Linked DNA regions of Homo sapiens: region 1 is linked to region 2. The links are chromatin loops, found by intact Hi-C in ENCODE. Cell type or tissue: A673. All regions are shown on one strand. Each heading gives the region's core, and the rest is flanking DNA. Links, peaks and the distances in the headings are about the cores only. Region 1 overlaps LOC102723323 (a long non-coding RNA gene). Region 2 holds the start of LINC01571 (long intergenic non-protein coding RNA 1571).

Region 1 (8,905 bases), core at 1,408-6,407, 330 kb after region 2:
CCAAAAGTGCTGGGATTACAGATGTAAGCCACCATACCCAGTCTGTGTAATTTACTTTTGAAGCAGACCGGTTAGGAGCCCAGACCCTGTAGCAAGATTCCTCAGTCTACAATACTAGCTGCCTTCTTGCTAGCTACGAGTCTGCAGGCAAGTGATTTAGCCTCTCTATTCCTTGGTTTTTTCATCTGTAAAATGGACATAGTAGTAACTAACCAAAGATTAAGAACAGACACATATGCAGTACATGTCAGAATGGCAAATAGTGTCAATACATGTTAGCTATTATTTTCTATGATAACTTTCAATTCCCATGTCTGGGAAACCCCCACTGAATACATGGATCTTACCCTTTTTATCCTTGTACTCTCAGTTCTTAGCCTGGAGCGTAACATGTTATAAGCACCCAAGGAAAGTTTTTTGGCACTTGCTAAAATGAAGAATAAGAGAATGGGAAAAGTAAAGAAAAACTGTTACGAGTAATGGTGTTAGGAGTAGTGGAAATATATACTAGTATAAGAATTGACAAAAAAAAAATAGAGAACACATATGTCCTACTAATATGTATACTTTATAAAAAGGTAGTTGAAAATACAGCTTCTTATATATTAATATTAAGCTTACATATAGCCACTCATCAAGGAAAGTAGAGAATTATCATATTTGTAGGAGGAAAAACCTCACTGGGCTAAGTTATTTTCCACCTCCATGGTGTGGATAGGAGGCTCCATGAAACATGATGCTAAATATATGGTCTTTTTTCAATCTACACTCTGATAACCAAAAATCCAAACCAGCTCATGTCAAGCAGGAGAAGAGGGTGGGTGTGAATGAGCCTTCAGAAGGGAAGTCTCTGGGGCCGGAGGAGCAATGTCCTCTTTAGGGTAGATGTCCCCCACTAATGCACACAGCCTCTAGAGCCAGATTACCTGGGTTTGAGTCTCAGCCATGACATTTACCAGCTGGGTGACCCCAGGCCAGGCACGTCCCCTTTTTGTCTTCAGTTACCTTGCCTGTAAAATAAGGGATAATGTGGCCATGACCTCATAGGGTTGTTGTGAAGTGAAATGAGATAATCCTCGTAAATCCCTAAGCACTGCACCTGGCACAAACGTACACTTCATAAATGTATGCAGTCATGACTACCAAATGAGGCTTCTCAACGGGGACTCAGAGACTTGGTTGGTGAGGTTGGGATGCAAGGAAGCTTCCCGATAGGAAGAGACAGGCTGGGACCTAGGAGAATGCATTTGGCATTAAGTGGGAAAGAGAGAGTGTGCTTGCTTCTGTTCCCTGTGTTTGGATTGACTTTTTAAACAGCACAACCTCCGCTAACCGTAGTTGCAACACTGCACTGAAATGTTACTCCCAGGATTTGACATTTTCTTATTCTTCCTACTACTGTTTTCTCCTTTGTTGCTTTGAAAATATGAATTAATGATGAATACTAATGAGCCCCGTGACAAGGCAACCTCCGTCTAGACACCACTAATGTTGGGAGCTTCAAGACTCACAACACTTTAAAGAGGGAAGATGTAAAGAATCTTTTCCCTGATTTCCAAACTCATATGGCCCCAAAAGTCATTTTCTCCCCCTTTCCTCCAATCCAACTCCTTTCCTTTAAAATTTTTAAAAGAATCTTCAAGAAAGCCGCATGAATGAGACTTTGTACTTGTTCATAAGATTTTATGTGTCTACCTGGAGTAGACATGAAATTGCTTTTTTTGTTAAAGTACTGTTGCATTTATGAAAATCTTTCTGGATGCCTTTTTATCACCCTGTGCTTGCTTTTTTTTCCTTTTATTGTTTTTTATGTTGTTTCATGGAGCTTGGGGATTTGTGAAGCAGCCAACCAGAGGGAACTGAAGTCATTGATAGTGAACACACAGTGACTTCCTAACTGATGCCAATTTTCCCTCCCCCTCCAATAAAAACAGTCATATTTGTCTGCCGTTGGCATCAAAGACAATTTTTATGGCATGGTCTGTACCACTATCTCAACATGATGGTAGATTTCTGAGCATTAAAATCCAAGGAGAAACTAAGAAAAATTATAATATGGAGGATTTTAGAGTAAAGCCATACAACTGATTTGGGTACTGTAAATTTAGACATCTTTCTCAGTCTCAGTCAGTATTTACACCAAAGATGTTCTGTGCATTCAATAGCTATTGTATTTAGTAACAGCTTTCAGAAGCAAACAGTACCTTGCCATTAGGGCTCTCTCTCTACCCTGAGTTCCTTTTCTTGGCTGCACTCCATAGACCAGAGGGCTGGACGTCAACAACTGAGAAACATTGACAAGAAGAGATGCACACCCAGCAAGACTCTAGGACTCACCAAAACTATCACAAATTTGTCCCTCACTTCACTGACCCCTGGAATTGCTCCCATTTTAACAGTAAGAGGAGCTCTACTACTGAAGATGTAGATTCAAATCCTAATTGGCCGGGCACCGTGGCTCAACGCCTGTCACCCCAGCACTTTGGGAGGCTGAGGCAGGCGGATCACTTGACGTCAGGAGTTCAAGACAAGACCAGCCTGGCCAACATGGCGAAACCCCATCTCTACCAAAAATGTAAAAAATTAGCCGGGTGTGGTGGCATGCACCTGCAGTCCCAGCTACTCAGGAGGCTGAGGCAGGAGAATCACTTGAACCTGGGAGAAAGATGTTACAGTGAGCTGAGATCATGCCACTGCACTCCAGCCTGGGTGACAGAGCAAAACTCTGTCTCAAAAAAAAAAAAAAAAAAAAAACCTAACTAGTAAGTGACCTTCAGTCTATTGGCCCCATGACTCAGTTTACTTATCTGTAAAATAGGGATACTGTTAGGACCTCCTTCCTCTGACTGTCAAAAGGATTAAATTAGATACTTACAGTATCTATGAAAGCAAGTAAGGGGTTTAACTTAGCATCTGGCTAATGGTAAGAGCTCAAGTGTTTGTTGTCAGTGTAGATACACATGAGCAGGTCATGTAATAAAGGAACTAAACTTACTCAGTTTCTCCTATGCACTGGAGAAAACATTCTATCCAAGATTCAGCAGGAGTCGGTGATTTTCTTGCCCAGGAATTCCTGCATGCATTTCACTGAAATTGTGCTTAGCAGTACCTCCTTAACTTGCTTTCTCATTTCAAGCACAAATTTCACATTTACCACCTCTACGAGTTTTCTAATAATTTCTTCATCAAATCATATGTTACTATTAGCATGTGTATGTATTCGACAACAAATTCACCCAGAACCTCCCAGTTCTGTGTGTGAAGGTAGTGGGAGGTGGCAGGGATTGGGTGGGGCTATAGGCTTACAGAAATTACAAACTGTGAAACAGTCCCTGTCCAAAGTCATGGGCAAATGGGTGCCTACAGACACTTAAACAAACAACAATATTAGTGATCGTTTATTATAAAGACTAAGAGTGCGATCTCTGAGCCAGGCTTTCTGAGATGCAATTTAGTCTCCACCACTAAACAGCTGTGTGACCTTGGGCAGATCTCTTACCTGTCTGTGCCTCACTTTCCTCATCTATGAAATGGACATGAAAACTATACCTACTTCATAGAGTTGAATGAGATGATATGTCTAAAACATTTAGAATAATGCCTAACACATTATAATATTATGTAAACTTTATCTTAAAAACTAATGAATGAAAATTATAATTTGATGTGCTAACTATGGACCAAGCACTGTGCTAAGAAGGGTTTTACACTGATTATCTATCTCATTTCACCCTCACAAGGAAATGCACCCATCAACCCTGGAGACGTTACTTGGCCTTGGTTGTAAATTGGGGTTAATGAAGTACCATCCTATAACATTGTCAAAAGGAAACAATGAGTTAATATGTGTAGAGTAGTTAGGGCTAGGCCAGTACAAAGTTAAGGGCTTAGCAAGAGAAGTTTACAAAGTTTAAATAGTTTGCCTGGATTCACATGGCCAATTGATAAGGGTTGAATCATTATTTAAACCCAGGCATGCAATTACTACCTTACCACAGTGACTGACTGAAAAGAATGCACAACCAGGCGCAGGTCTACGCAAAGCTTTGTGAAAGCACAAATCCTTCAGTTGCGCCTGGGAGGATCAGGGGAGTTTATATAGAGCAGATGATCCTACCTTCCTTCCTTCCTTCCTTCCTTCCTTCCTTCCTTCCTTCTTTCCTCTTTTTCTATGACAATGGCAGTAGACATTCATTTACTTTGGTTCAGTGCAATAGTAATGACTCGGTATACACTAAAAGAATGTTACAAACTCCTGTGGGTCAAGAGACACGATCGTTTATCACAGGCCAAGATGTAGTCACACATCACGTGATCACACAGGCTGGTAACTGGCTTCAGTGGTGGTTGGGCTGACTCAGCCTGAAGCAAGAGGAAAGCAAATGTGGTTAATTAAGACTGCAGGGAATGTTTAGACTGTGTGCAACCGATACCCCAGCCACCGTCTCCATGTTTTCCTGCAGAGGAAATTTGCATACAACTCAAATATTACTATACTTCCTAAAACCCTTTCAGATATTGTCAGGGAAGGAATTGAGAGGAAGGACTTAGCACTTTTAGAATTATCCCAGTGGCACGCTTAAAGAGTGGTGATTGATGAGAAAGGACAAGTAGTAATTCCCAAATTATGCTTCTATTTATACTTCAATTACAACATTGCGAGAAGAAAACAAGACTTGTTCCCTTCATAACCTCCGTAGAACTGGGCTTAGTGTCTCTCACATAGATGATGCCCATAAGGAATGGTGAACCAAGGGGTGAAATCGAGAGAGACTTTATCATATCTTTGATAGAATGACAGAGATCTCTCTTGGCTCTTTAGGGAAAGATCACAAAATAAAAACACACAAAGTACAAGAAGTTTTCTTTCCTAATGACTAGTAGGGCAGAACCTATTGGGTAAACATGCCCTGGAGCTGTTTTTAAACTCTAAATAAAAGACAATTCACCCTCCTGCTAATTCTTCTTTTAGCTTCCAAAATCAGCCAGTTGGCACAAGACACTAAAACATACCTAGTCCCAGCTTGACCTCGTTAAAGAAATCCTCTATAAGTACAACTCCTAAAGCAAGTCATGCTCCCAAGCAGGTTTGGAGTGACAGTAGTTCTATAAGCTCCTCCAAGAAATAAGGGTTCTTGTTCCAGTAAGTAGAGAAATGCTGCAACAATAACCCTTTCTTGGAGAATCACAATGCACACTATTCTGTTAAAGCATCTGCAACAACAGAAAAATGTATTCAATTGTGTTTAACACAATGATGCCCAAATATATTTGGCCATAAAATTCTAAAACATGTATTTGTATTTTAAATATATCTTTTAATTTACACCTATGTAATAACTATGTCTATATCTATAGAGAAATGGATATATATATCCTGAAGAAATGGTTTCTAATAAAACACACATAACAGAATACTGGTCTTGATTAGATTGTGTTGGTTGTATTGAAGGTGAGCTTAGGCCACAGGTGAGTAAGACCCTGCCCTCCAAGTAGCTACTGTTTGTGATGTCTATGAGAGGCTTTAATGGGGAGAAGATAATGTGCTATTGGAGGAAAGAGAAACTCTGGGTACAGGAATTAATGAAAACGGGAACACAATGAAAGTGGAGAAAGACAGCAAGACTTCTGAATTTATAACACCAGCCTCACCCTCCTCCCATACTTATATGCCCCAAAGAGCTGATTTTGAGCCCTGAGGGTTAAGAGCTGATTTTGAACCCTAATTTTGAGCAGGATGGTTAAAAACAAGAACTATATTCCTGACCAGGTGCGGTGGCTCATGCCTATAATCCCAGCACTTCAGGAGGCCGAGGTGGGTGGATCACCTTAAATCAGGAGTTCGAGACCAGCCTGAACAATATGGTAAAGCCTTGTCTCTACTAAAAATACAAAAATTAGCTGGACGTGGTGGCAGGCGCCTGTAGTCCCAGCTATTTGGGAGGCTGAGGGAGGGGAATTACTTGAACCCGGGAAGCAGAGGTTGCAGTGAGCCGAGATTGTGCCACTGCACTCCAGCCTGGGCAACAAAGTGAGACTCTATCTCAAAAAAAAAAAGAACTATACTCCTGAGAGACTTTGAAAGGTCCATCATTGACTGGGTTGATTCAGAGAACAGATTGCAGAGTGCACGACTGAGGGCAGGAAGCTCGGGCAGTGGGGTCCTTGTAGGGGCAGCTGTGGCCAAGGTTTGACAAGAGGTTCAGAGTGAAAGCCCATGAGTAGAGTCATTCTAAATCACCTGGTAGACACCACCTGCCCTAAGAGTCTCCAGAACAGCTGGGGAGATGTTGAGGAAGACTGAGGAGCTGATGGCAACCAGTTGCCACAGTCATATGGACAGTTCATTAATCATAAGGACATTTCAGTTTTACTCAAAATCTCTAAGACATTAGATTTTTACAAGACATCTGATGTTACATGTAAAATACCCAAGTCCATTCTTTTTTTACCCTTAAGTGTAACTAAAAATCAGATCAGATAATTTGGAGCTACTCTGTCGGTAAATGCATGCTTTTTACAACCCATTTAGAGTCACCTTATTTACCACCTTTTCAAAATCTTCTCAATTCTATTGGGATTGCCCACAAAGAACCATCTTCTCTCATCTTCTAAATGGGTGCTGTGTTGTGGGTGTCGTGGTCATTGCTGCTGTTGTGCTGGTGGGACAGGGAAGAGCAGGCATTAAGAGGTTCTTAAAAAAAGGAAACCAATAACATTCCTGGTGTGATGCTGTGGGAGGGAACTGTGTTCTTGCAAAAGAAATGTTTAACCTGAATCTAACTGGGAGAAAATGGCCAGACAAATCCAGAATGTGGCTTGTTCTGCAAAACCCTGGCAAGGGCTTTTCAAAGGACACAATGTGCTGAAAACCAAAGGGAAGTGGTGGGATTTGTCTGGATTGGGAGAAACAAAAACACGTAACAATCAATGAAATGCAAGGAATTTGATTAAACCAGGATTAAAAAAAAACCCAAACAACTTTCTTTTGAAAATGTTGAAACTTGAATAAGGAATGTATGTTGATGACATTATTGAATTAATGATTTTCTTAGCTTTGATAATGGTGTTCTGGTTGAGGAGGAGAATGTCCTTCTCCTTGGGTGATGCCAGATAAAGTATTTAATGGGAGGGACATATCATGATGCCTACTAATTATTTTTGGAGACAGAAAGAGAGAGAGTGTGTGTATGTATAGAAGAGATGTAGTTTATAGTAAGATGGTAACAACTGGTGAATCTAGATGAAGATATATGGTCATTTATTATATTACGTTTTCAACCTTACTGTGGATTTGAAAACTTTTGAATTAAAAAGTATTTTTTAAAAAGAAAAGTTCACAAAAAAATAAAAAAGGAAATTATTCTTATGCAAAACTACATGGTTTTCTTTAGTCCAGGTTTTTGGTGCAATTATTTCCCCTTCTTTACAATGTGGCTCATGCAGGTATTTTATATCCTTTTCAAGAAATAATGAAGGCCCTGGACGCAGTGGCTCATGCCCGTAATGTCAGCACTTTGGGAGGCTGAGGCTGGTGTATCACCTGAGGTCAGGAGTTCGAGACCAGCCTGGCCAATATGATGAAACCCCATCTCTACTAAAAATACAAAAATTAGCCAGGCATGGTGGTGCACCCCTGTAATCCCAGCTACTCGGGAGGCTGAGGCAGGAGAATTGTTGAACCTGGGAGGCAGAGGCTGCAGTGAGCCAAGATCACACCACTGTACTCCAGCCTGGGTGGTAGAGTGAGACTCTGTCAGAAAGAAAGAAAGAAGGAAAGAAAAAAGAGAAAGAAAGAAAGAAAGAAAGAAAGAAAGAAAGAAAGAAAGAAAGAAAGAAAGAAAGAAAGGAAGGAAGGAAGGAAGGAAGGAAAGAAGGAAAGGAAGGAAGGAAGGAAGGAGAGGGAGGGAGGGAAAGAAAGAAGGAAGGAAGGAAGGAAAGGAAGAAAAGAAAGAAAGAAAGAAAGAAAGAAAGAAAGAAAGAAAGAGAAAGAAAGAAAGAAAAAGAAAGAAAGAAAGAAAGAAAAAAGAAAGCAAGCAAGCAGGCAATCAAGCAGCAGGCAGGCTGGGCACAGAGGCTCATGCCTGTAATCCCAACACTTTGAGACACCTAGGTGGGAAAATCACTTGAGCCCAAGAGATAGAGACCAGCCTGGGCAACATGGCAAAATCCTGTCTCTACAAAAAATACAATAATTAGCTGGGCATGGTGGCGCATGCCTGTAGTCCCAGCTACTCAGAAGGCTGAGGTGGGAGGATCAACTGAGCCTAGGGAGGTTGAGGCTGCAGTGAGTCAAGATTGAGCCTCTTCAGCCTTGGAGACTCTGTCAAGAAAGAAAGAAAGAAAAGAAACAAAGAAAAAATGGGAAAAAGAAAAGAAAGAAAGAAAGAGAAAGGAAGGATGGAAGGAAGGAAAAGAAAGGCAGGCAGACAAATAAAGAAAGAGAGAGAGGGAGGAAGGAAGGAAAAGAAAGACAGACAGACAGATAATAATATGATGACACAAAGAAAGAAAAAAAGAAAGAGAGAAAGAAAGAAAGAGCCCTCCACAACTATGATTCTCTCCGCTCTCCCTTTAACAAATGTTTCTGTTCTCTCAAGTTGCTCAGCCAATCAGGAGACTCTCCCTCACCCTTCTGGAAGAAGAGCACTACCACCGTCACACAAAGAGTTTTCCTGGAACCAGGAGCTGACCTTGCACATCACAAAATGCTAAGAGACACTCCTGAGCACAGTCCAGATATGGATTTCAGATTCAGCATTTCAACACCAGATTCAGTTAGCCCAGCTGACCTCTGGATGCCTCAAAGAATTCAGGTTGACAGGGTTCATCCCTGAGTCTCATGGCAAAACCTCATCCTCATTTGCACTGTTAAAATGTTCCCAGAATATCCTCTCACATGCCC
Region 2 (8,905 bases), core at 1,983-6,982:
AGAGTTGCACTCTCATCAGGCAGCTACTGGGCTGGCCAGCCTGTGGGTTAGTGCCTGGGCTAGGAGCCCAGACCCCAGCCTCACAGCAGTAGGTAGGCTCAGAGCATCTCTATCCTAAACTGGTGTGCTGGTGCTTAGCTAATGAATCAACAGAAAGTTCTATTAATAGAAACTGCATTTCAGAATTTTGAGATCAAAGGAGGAAAGTGTGTGTGTATGTATGTGTGTGTGTGTGTGTGTGGAGAGAGACAGAGGACAGAGGGAGAGAAGATAAGAGATAGAGAGATTGTGCAATTGTTAGAGAACTGACTTCATTCTCTGTGGCCACGAAGAACGAGAGAATCACACATACCTTAGAGGCATACATTGCCTCCCACCCCAAGTCTTACATTTATATGAAGAGGAAGAGTAGAAGAGAAACTCTGTTGGGAATTAAAGAAAGGCTAAAGAAGATACACACAGCTGTCCAGTTGGGATGTGGGCAGAGGAGGGGTAGGTTTTGCTGTGTGTTTGTTGTTTTTCAAATTCATTTTTCTTTTGCATTTTGAATGAGGCTTTATTGTTCTTTGGATTTGAAGAGAGGCCAACAACCTCCACTGACCCAGGTGGCCAATATGGGTGAGTAGCTAAAGTCACCAGCTCTTTCCTTAATCTCTGTCCTTCACTTTCCTCATACATAAAATGGGCTTAATAGTAGTACTTGTCTCACAAGGTTGTCATGAAGTTTTATTGCAATAAAATGCATAAAGTGCTCACAATTGTGCCTGGCTCATAGTAGGTAGTCAATTACAGTTACCTATGATTATTATTACTATTACTTTTTAGAGATGAGGTCTTGTTTCAACACCAGGCTGCAGTGCAGGGATGCAATCATAGCTGACCACAGCCTTGAAAATTTACCTATTACTGTCAAAAGTCATTGAGAAGACGGACTGTTAGAGTCAATGAGACTTAGTTTCTAGTTCTGCCTCTACTAGTTAATAGCAATGTGATGTTACTCAAGTTTCTAAACCTTTCTAAGCCTCAGTTTACTCATCCATAAAATGGCAATAACAGTACCTATAAATGAGAATTGGATGCAAAGTACTTTGCACATAGTAAACCTTCATAAGTACTAGTTATTATTAGTGGCAAATGTGGGAACTTTCTAATCTGTAAGAAAGGGACAAAGCCCTAAGCATTTGCCTGATCAGGTTGTGAGGTCACTACCTTCTTCTCAGGACAGTACTTAATTCTTCAGTCACTGAATAGTCAACACCCTCCCCAGCACGCTGTCCCTGGGTTTTTGGTTATGTCTAGATTTGGCCAATAGAGTCCTGAGAGCACATCTCCATTCTAGAAAAGGAGCTTGCAAAACTGTAGCATGTACTTGAGAGGGAAAGCCCCTGGGATGCTCCAAAGATGAAGTGGAGGCGCAAGAAAATATTTCAATGAAAACAATTTGAATAGCATTTTTCAGAGCAAGGTCCTTGAATTGGTTCCATTCATGAAATAGAGTACATGAGGATTTTATATTTTCAAAAAAATTCATCCATTTGTCTTTGGGAGGCATAGTCCTGTCAGAGCCTGGTCTCCTTGGTGGGCACCACACCCAGCAGACACAAAAGCTTCTCCTGGCTTGAAGCCACCAGCAAAGGCAGCCTCGGCTTCTCCAGCACCTTGGCTCTGGGTTGAGTCTCACCTGTGTTGAATGGTTTCTCTGCAGGAGCAATTTTAAGGCTAAAAATAAAGTCAAAAGAGAAAGGAAAAAAAGAAAGGAAAATAGGGAAACATCACTCTTCTATCTCCACCTGGCCTCATGTACTGCTCTTTGACATTCATTAGAAAAACACAAAGTCCAAGTGGGAAAGAGGGAGTTCCCAGGCAAAACAAGATTTTGCTATCATTTGCAAGAACAGTCCTTCTTTCTGTTGCCCCTGACTGCAACCTTCCCTCGCCAGTAATAATGAGCCTGTGAAATGCTCATGGAGATCTGTTGTTAGGCTGGGGCACTTGGATCTAATTCTAGAAGGTTCAGATCTTCAGCCTGTTGCTTCTTATTTCACTGGTCCAGAAAGAGCCACTCAGATGATAAGACTGGCAGAAAAGAAGGGCATGGTGTAAACAAAGTCCCTGTCTCACCTGGAGCCCTTTTTGCCACTTGCAATTATATGGTTTCATTTCAGTGCTTGCAGCTGAAGCTGACCTTTCTTTGCATTACAGCTAGTTTCATTAACACCTTTTTCTTTTCTTCCTCGGTGTGAGGTTTTATACTTTGGTTTTGATGGCCAGATTGCTTTGGGGAGCACAGGCAGCTTGTGGCACCATCCTGGGCACAGTGGATACTTACAAAAGACTTAGATGCAATTTTTGCTGCTGAATTCCAGTTGGAACTTCAAAAACAGATGAGGTTAACAGAGTGCATGTCTGATTTTTAGAAACCTAGTGTTTTAGAACCAAAATGGACTCGAGGACTTAATAAGGAACTAACCCCTCCTTTTAAAAATAATGTAAGTGAGGCTCAGATGTCATAAGAGACATGAACAAGGACACTTGGTCACAGCATAGCCAAAATATAAGGTCACATTTTTGCCCTGAGGTTGGCCACAATATGGAATAACAGTTTTGCCACCAATCTTGAAGTCTCAAGATAGGTAACCAATGTAAGTCTTTGAAATAATGCATATTAGAGTATTTTAAGATTAATCTTTTTATCCAGATAAGATGAAATGGCTTTAGAACTTTTGCTTTAATAGGAAGAGGAGGCTAATTGGCACACTCTTTGCTTGTATCTAACTGTGTGCTTAAGAGTGTGAAATCACTTGGTAGAACAAAGTCCTTAAAACAATCATGAACAATGGTGATAGAAAAGGAAGCTGTGGGACTCCTCAGCCAGAAAAGGGTCTCTAGGTAAAGATTCACTTTGCCAGGAAACCTCACAAATTATAAACTAGTGGCATTTCCAGATGAATGGTATTTTACTTTATGGTTCTTTGAAGCACGCGTGAATCATTCTGAAATGATTATATGAAGAACTGGTTTTATGACGTGAGCTTATGTGGTACGTTAGCTCCCAGTTGGCTATCCTGGGGAAGCAAAGACAGTGTGGTTAATCGAGAGAATCAAAACTAAATTTCTAGACCTGATTTCTGACCCTAGCTGTGCCTCGAACCAGCTGTGTAACTGGGCAAATTACTTTGCCTCTGCCAATTTTGGTTTCCTGGCTAAAGATTTTTACTAGAGGGTCTCTAATAGGTTGCCAGGTTGAGAAGGAAAAAAAAAAGTAAGGAAGAAAGGAAAGAAGGAAGGGAGAAGGAAGGGAGGAAAAAAAAAAAACAAAAACAACACACAGGCATCCACTTAAATCTGAATGTCAGATAAACAAAGAATATCTTTTAGTGTAAGTATGCCCCACGTAATATCTGGGACATACTTACACTAAAATCAAACCACTATTCATTCTTTTTCTGAAATTCAAATGTAACTGGGTATTCTGTAATTTATCTGGCAACCCTAGGCCTCCAATTCTATAATTAATGATTCTGACTGTATTTGTTTCTAAAAGTGTATGAAGGAGAGAGAGAGAGAGAGAAGCAATCCCCTGAAAGCACTCACCAGCCGGTTGCTAGTCTGCAAAAGGACAGCTCATGGCATTAGAGTAAAAGTCTCTTTAGGCTGAGAGGCAGCCCTGGAGAAAACAACGCCCTTTCCTGATGACATAGGCCCCTCCCATGGCTGTCCTGAGAGCCAGACCTCTTTGTGGGCCTAGAGAGCTCTGTGCCCTGAACCGTCTCAGTGGCAGGCAGTGCTGTGCTGAGCGCCCTAAGAAAAAGCCTAGTCCCTTCCATACACAAAGACAATTGCAATTAATCCCTGTTGTGAGCCACCAGGCACCAAGGATCACAGAATCCTCACAACAGGGGCCTAAACAAATCATCCTTAGGTGGAAACCAGGAATGGATCCAGCCTCCCCTTTCTCCCTAAGTAATGTGGACATAGAGGGCATCCACCCCAACCTGTTTGTTATGGGACTGGGTAAGAGTGGGAAGATAGAGCAAGATAGAGAGAGGAAGAGGATGTGAGATGCTGGAAGTCAGTGTTGCAGTCAGTTAGCAAAAGGCCGGGTAGTTAGAATTGGGATACCGAGATTTCCCCCACAACCTTAAAAAATAATTGCAGGTAACACTTTATTCTGTGTTACAGTGAGGTCCCTCCCTTAAGCATAATGACTGCTTCTTTGGTCCATTTAGTTTGGGTCTTTTGCAATTTATCAGAGATGAGTTCCCTGGAGTCTGGGATCCCATTCAAAGCAGTGTGGGCGCACGCATAAGTGTGTTGATTGCATTTCCACAATCCTCAGATTCTGCCCTTGAGAGGGGCTGTCCCTCCACTGATTCCTGGAATGGATGGGCAAACAGAGCCCCAGTGTCTCCAAAAGCACTTCAGAATCCCCCTCACCACCACCGCCACGCCGCCAGGAAATGAATTAACCTGGACACCCAGACAGCTGCCATTAACTCGACCTCCCCTCCATAAAGAAGCACGCAGAGCCGGAGTGTAAAGAGGATATGGTTAGGATACGATGTTTAACAGAGAGAAAGAAAGGAGGAGAAACAACTGTTTGCTTTAGATGCAAATAAACTCAACTTCACCTTTAAAGCTGAAAACCTGTGCCCTTGGCAAGACGTTTGGGGACTGTTCCAGAGATATTAATCTTCCTCCGTTTACATGTTAAATAGATCTTTGGAAACGGTTTCTCCAGCACTGTTTTTTCTCTCCGGCACAATCTCCTTCTCTCTTTCTTTTTTTAGTACAGTCAGGACTCCCCAGCAGCGAGAAGCCCCGGGGGACGAAGGTGGAGGCACCAAGCCGTGTGGATTTCAGAGCCATCCGCGGCTGCCGGCTGTTGGGGCGGCCAGGAGTGGCCTGCCAGCAGATGGCGCTGCGCCGCACGTTATGGACCCTCGTGTGCCCGACCGGCTCAGGGAAGGAGACAGACGGCTCAAAGTTTCTAGTGCCATTCCTGGACTGAAACAAATGTTTGTGGAATTAAGTAGTGATTTCCTTTAGTGTGCGCCACTCTTACTGGCTGTGTTTTCAGGCCTAGATGTTAACATATGCCACATATTACTTTTTTTTTTTTTTTTTTCCTGGTGAAGTCAGGGGTTTCCAAGCACTCAGCCTCATCCTAAGTGTTCATGTCAACTAGCAAAGGTCTGCATTTTCTGATAAAATAACTTATAAAACTTCCATATTAAGAGCTAAAATGGTTTGGAAGACAAAGAAGTGCTGAGAAATGTAAGTAAACAGAGCACCTAACATTTTGTCTTTCTAAATAAACAAACGGGGAGGGAGGTGTTCCTTTATTAGGCTCAAAAATTACTCATGAGAGCGGCCAGGAGGAGATTCAAGGCATTCGGGAAAAAGTGTCTCTGGCTACTGGGGGGAAGGGGGTTGCATTATGTGATTGCTGGAAACACTGAGGTGCAATGATCATAAATGTAGAATCGTGGAGAAAATTTAGGATATGCTCGGAACACCCAAGGCACAGCCAGAAGTCCCTGGGTTTTCAGAACCCAGTTAAACAACAATGGGTTAAGGGTGATAGGAATTGCCAGTGCAATTGCTTCACCATGCCAAGTGGCTCCATTAGTTAGGGTTCAGTATGTATTTAATGTTGCCATAAAATCTGTCTTCTCAAAGTAAACAAGGCAAGTCTGTGAGCATCTCCGACAAGATGTATGAAGCTTTGTTTGGGATAATGGATTTGACATGAGTAAAAACACTGGGGATTAAATGGACCCAGCACGGATAAATATGACTAATTGTCATCTCCTCGTATCAGCGTAAACATCTCTAGCACCGCATACTAGGGAGAGATGGTGGAGCAAGGGGGTTTGGGGGCGATTAGTCACTGCAGAATTGATTCACAACTGATTGATTAAGCAGGGATGGAGGGGAACATTGAGGCCTTTCCTTCCACATGGAGGTGAATGTCGCGTTTTAGAATTTCCAAGCATTTCTTGCTCAGATTGAACTGTGAGTCACAGCCCTAAAGAGTGAGTACACAGCTGTTCTGTTGTGTGTGTACACGGTAACTTTGGGCTTCTTTTTCTTAAATGTTCATTAATCTTTTAAAACTGGCAGAATGGCCCGAGCATCTTTTACACAAAAGAACAAGATCTGAAGTCTTGTCATGGACTTTTTAGAAGTTTTCAGCAAGCGACTCAATTCCTGTTTCTCTTAATGTACATAGAGATAATATTTAACTTTCCTCACCTATGTTACTGCTTTATTTTGTAAATATCGCTATGTGGATTTCTTTTTCTTAGATGATGAATACATATATCTAATACTAAAATACATTTTTTCAAAGTAAGCAATATTCTCAGGCTTTGAAACTTTCTCATTTGGAGCAGTAATTATATTTAAGGTCATTAAATAATCTGAAAGAGAATATTCATTTACTAACATATGGTTTTTAACATTTGATTCTGTTTTTTCTTTTTACCTGTTTTCATTTTTTAAGCTAAAGTTCAAAGACATTTTCTAACCAAATGTCATTTATCATATCAACATATGCTGTTTATACCGTGAATATAGTTAACGTAGTGAAATGAAACTTTAGTTGTGTGAAAAATAGCAACTTTTAAGGCTCACCAAATATTACAAACACTGCAAATTCTTTCTGTAATATCCAGAAGTTGATTTTGGATCAAAATTTAGAGCTGTCTTTCAAACAGAGCCACATTAAATTTAAAATTAGTCAAGGATTACAGTTTGCTATGAGAAATGTCTCCACCTCCAATATGAGCAAATGTCATCAAAGTGAAAGGGGAAAAAAAGAAAAGAAAAGAAAAGATGGGATTGTTTTGACACAAGTGAGAGAAGCTTAGTGTCGCTTCATTTTTAACCTCATTTCAAATTATCTTTTAACCACCCTGATATTTCTGCTTGGAGATAATCACATCTCATCAGCCTTCTCAAAACCCGGCAGCTACATACCCGGAGCTAATGCTTCTTGTTAAATCATATTGCTAAACAAATTGTTACAGCTCCCGCAGCTGACTGATGGAAATCAGCTTTGCTGGACAGCCTCTTTTTCTTTTCTTTCCATCATTCAATTTTATTTTCTTTCCGTGGGTAATTTTAATCTTCCAGAAGATGTTTGATTGTTTCTCCTAGAGAGGTAGGACATGAGTTTTAAAAATGTAAAAGCAAATCTGCCCTATAGGTGATGAAGATGGAGACCTGTTGCAATGCTCCTGGGAAAATAAACACATGGATTCACATCTATGTTTAATAGAAGAAAATCTTTCTCAGGAAAAGCAATAAAATGTGGGGACTTCAGGAGAAGAAAAGTTACCCTGGTTATAAACATCCACAATCAATTATTCCTAACATCATTTAAGAATTCACATATTGTTGAGGTTTAACAAACACAGCAAGGAAACTGGGCTTATTTATTTTAGCAGTTTTGCATCTGCAGATGTAAAATCAAAAGCTCCCTGCTTAACATTTGAAAAACTCCTATGTAAATGACTGACCGCCTTATCTTGACACAATTTGCCTCAACTTCACTTCCTCTCACTTCGTCATTTAATTTGTATGGTTTCCAAATCAGAGCCGACTATCATCTATTAGTCCCCCTGGTGACAGAGGGCAGGGTGCTGTTGTATTGGAGTTAATAAAGCAGAAACACAAGCCTAATTACTGGGGAGATAAGCCATGCTGGCAGGGATTCTGTCCTCCAGGTCTGGACCTATCTGCACCCAGACATTTTGGAGTGGGTCTGTGAGCACAAGGGCAGACACAGACAGCAGCAGATTGGGCTGCATTTGTTTTCACGTTAGAGGTGCTGATACATTTCAGGAATCACTTTACCTGGAAGATGGGGTGGTAAACTGCATCTACAGGAGGAAACAAGTGTATATCCATGAGTCAAATGAGATAATGGGGGCAAAGGTGTGTCATAACTGCAAGGGGCCAAATAGAAAGTGACATTTTTGTTACAAGAGCATGGATGTGTATTTAAATATAGTCTACAGACACAAGCATTAAATAGCTCCATGTTGAATGTGTGTGAGTGTGTGTGTGTGTGTGTGTGTGCGAGAGAGAGAGAGAGAGAGGAAGAGAGAGAGATTGCCTTTCTGATGCCAGCAGTCACATATACCATGGAATGTATCACCGGAAAAATTAAAATATACATAAATATGTACTTACAGAAGTACACACATAGGTATATATACATCGTATAACATATAGTATCATACCATACATAGCCTAATGACTCAAAAACCTGATTGAAAATTTGATTTATTGATTATTCACAAGTCCATGTTGTGTTTTTATAGGTTTATATTATGTGCATATGACTGTATCAGACATATGCAAATTGCATACACATATTGAGAAGTTTCACTATCATATATACGTTTTCATATGTATTTATGCAAGACTCAAAGCCTGTCATTAGAGCTGCTGCTTTCCCCAGTTTCCCTCCTTCCCAAGTAAACAAACAAAAAAGCCTACCTGTGTGCTTAAAATCACTAACATTTAAGAGATATTCATAAAAAGAGGAAAAAATGATACAGTTTCTGCCTCCTGATTTGGAGGGTTACAATTATTGATGGATACTGTAACAAAAACAGAAAACTGTGTTTGGAGAGGTGAATCTATTAACACAGCTTTGTCCAACAAATATTAAAATTGCAAAGTAATTTGCCCATTTGACAATAGCTAATGAACTTAAGTATGCAGAATGAACTTTAATAATTAAGGAAATTGTGCAATTAAACTGAAAGCAGCTGAAAATTACAAATAAAATTAACTCTCTGGCTTGGCAAGAATATCACTGCTTCCAATATCCAACCAGGTTGAATGTCTGGAAAGTTTCAAGTGACTGTCCGTTTTATTGTGATGACTT

The links. A loop is a pair of places that touch in the nucleus more often than their neighbours do. Peaks named below come from ENCODE experiments on the same cell type or tissue, not always from the same donor. Only the 100,000 strongest peaks of a DNase experiment are listed, where the experiment ranks them.
Region 1: a loop joins it to region 2, with 10 times the contacts of the local background. A loop is called at or near these places in 3 of 110 quality-filtered maps.

What each region holds. Positions count from the first base shown.
Region 1 is chr16:51,427,155-51,436,059 of GRCh38, reverse strand. The region is part of intron 2 of LOC102723323 (a long non-coding RNA gene); the gene reads left to right. Among named protein-coding and RNA genes, the nearest start is that of HNRNPA1L3, 210 kb to the left of the region's middle. In A673, for the core only: no CTCF peak of the experiment used is centred there; DNase peaks (open chromatin) are centred at 4,069 and 4,349; H3K4me3 peaks cover 844 bases; H3K27ac peaks cover 4,456 bases.
Region 2 is chr16:51,758,302-51,767,206 of GRCh38, reverse strand. LINC01571 (long intergenic non-protein coding RNA 1571) reads right to left here and starts at 4,688. Exons shown (of 3, transcript NR_110916.1): 1 at 4,632-4,688. It overlaps LOC105371257 (a long non-coding RNA gene), which reads left to right. Exons shown (of 4, transcript XR_001752182.1): 2 at 554-618; 3 at 4,791-5,277. In A673, for the core only: CTCF peaks have their summits at 4,704 and 4,910 (motif pointing right); DNase peaks (open chromatin) are centred at 3,706 and 4,936; H3K4me3 peaks cover 269 bases; H3K27ac peaks cover 1,374 bases.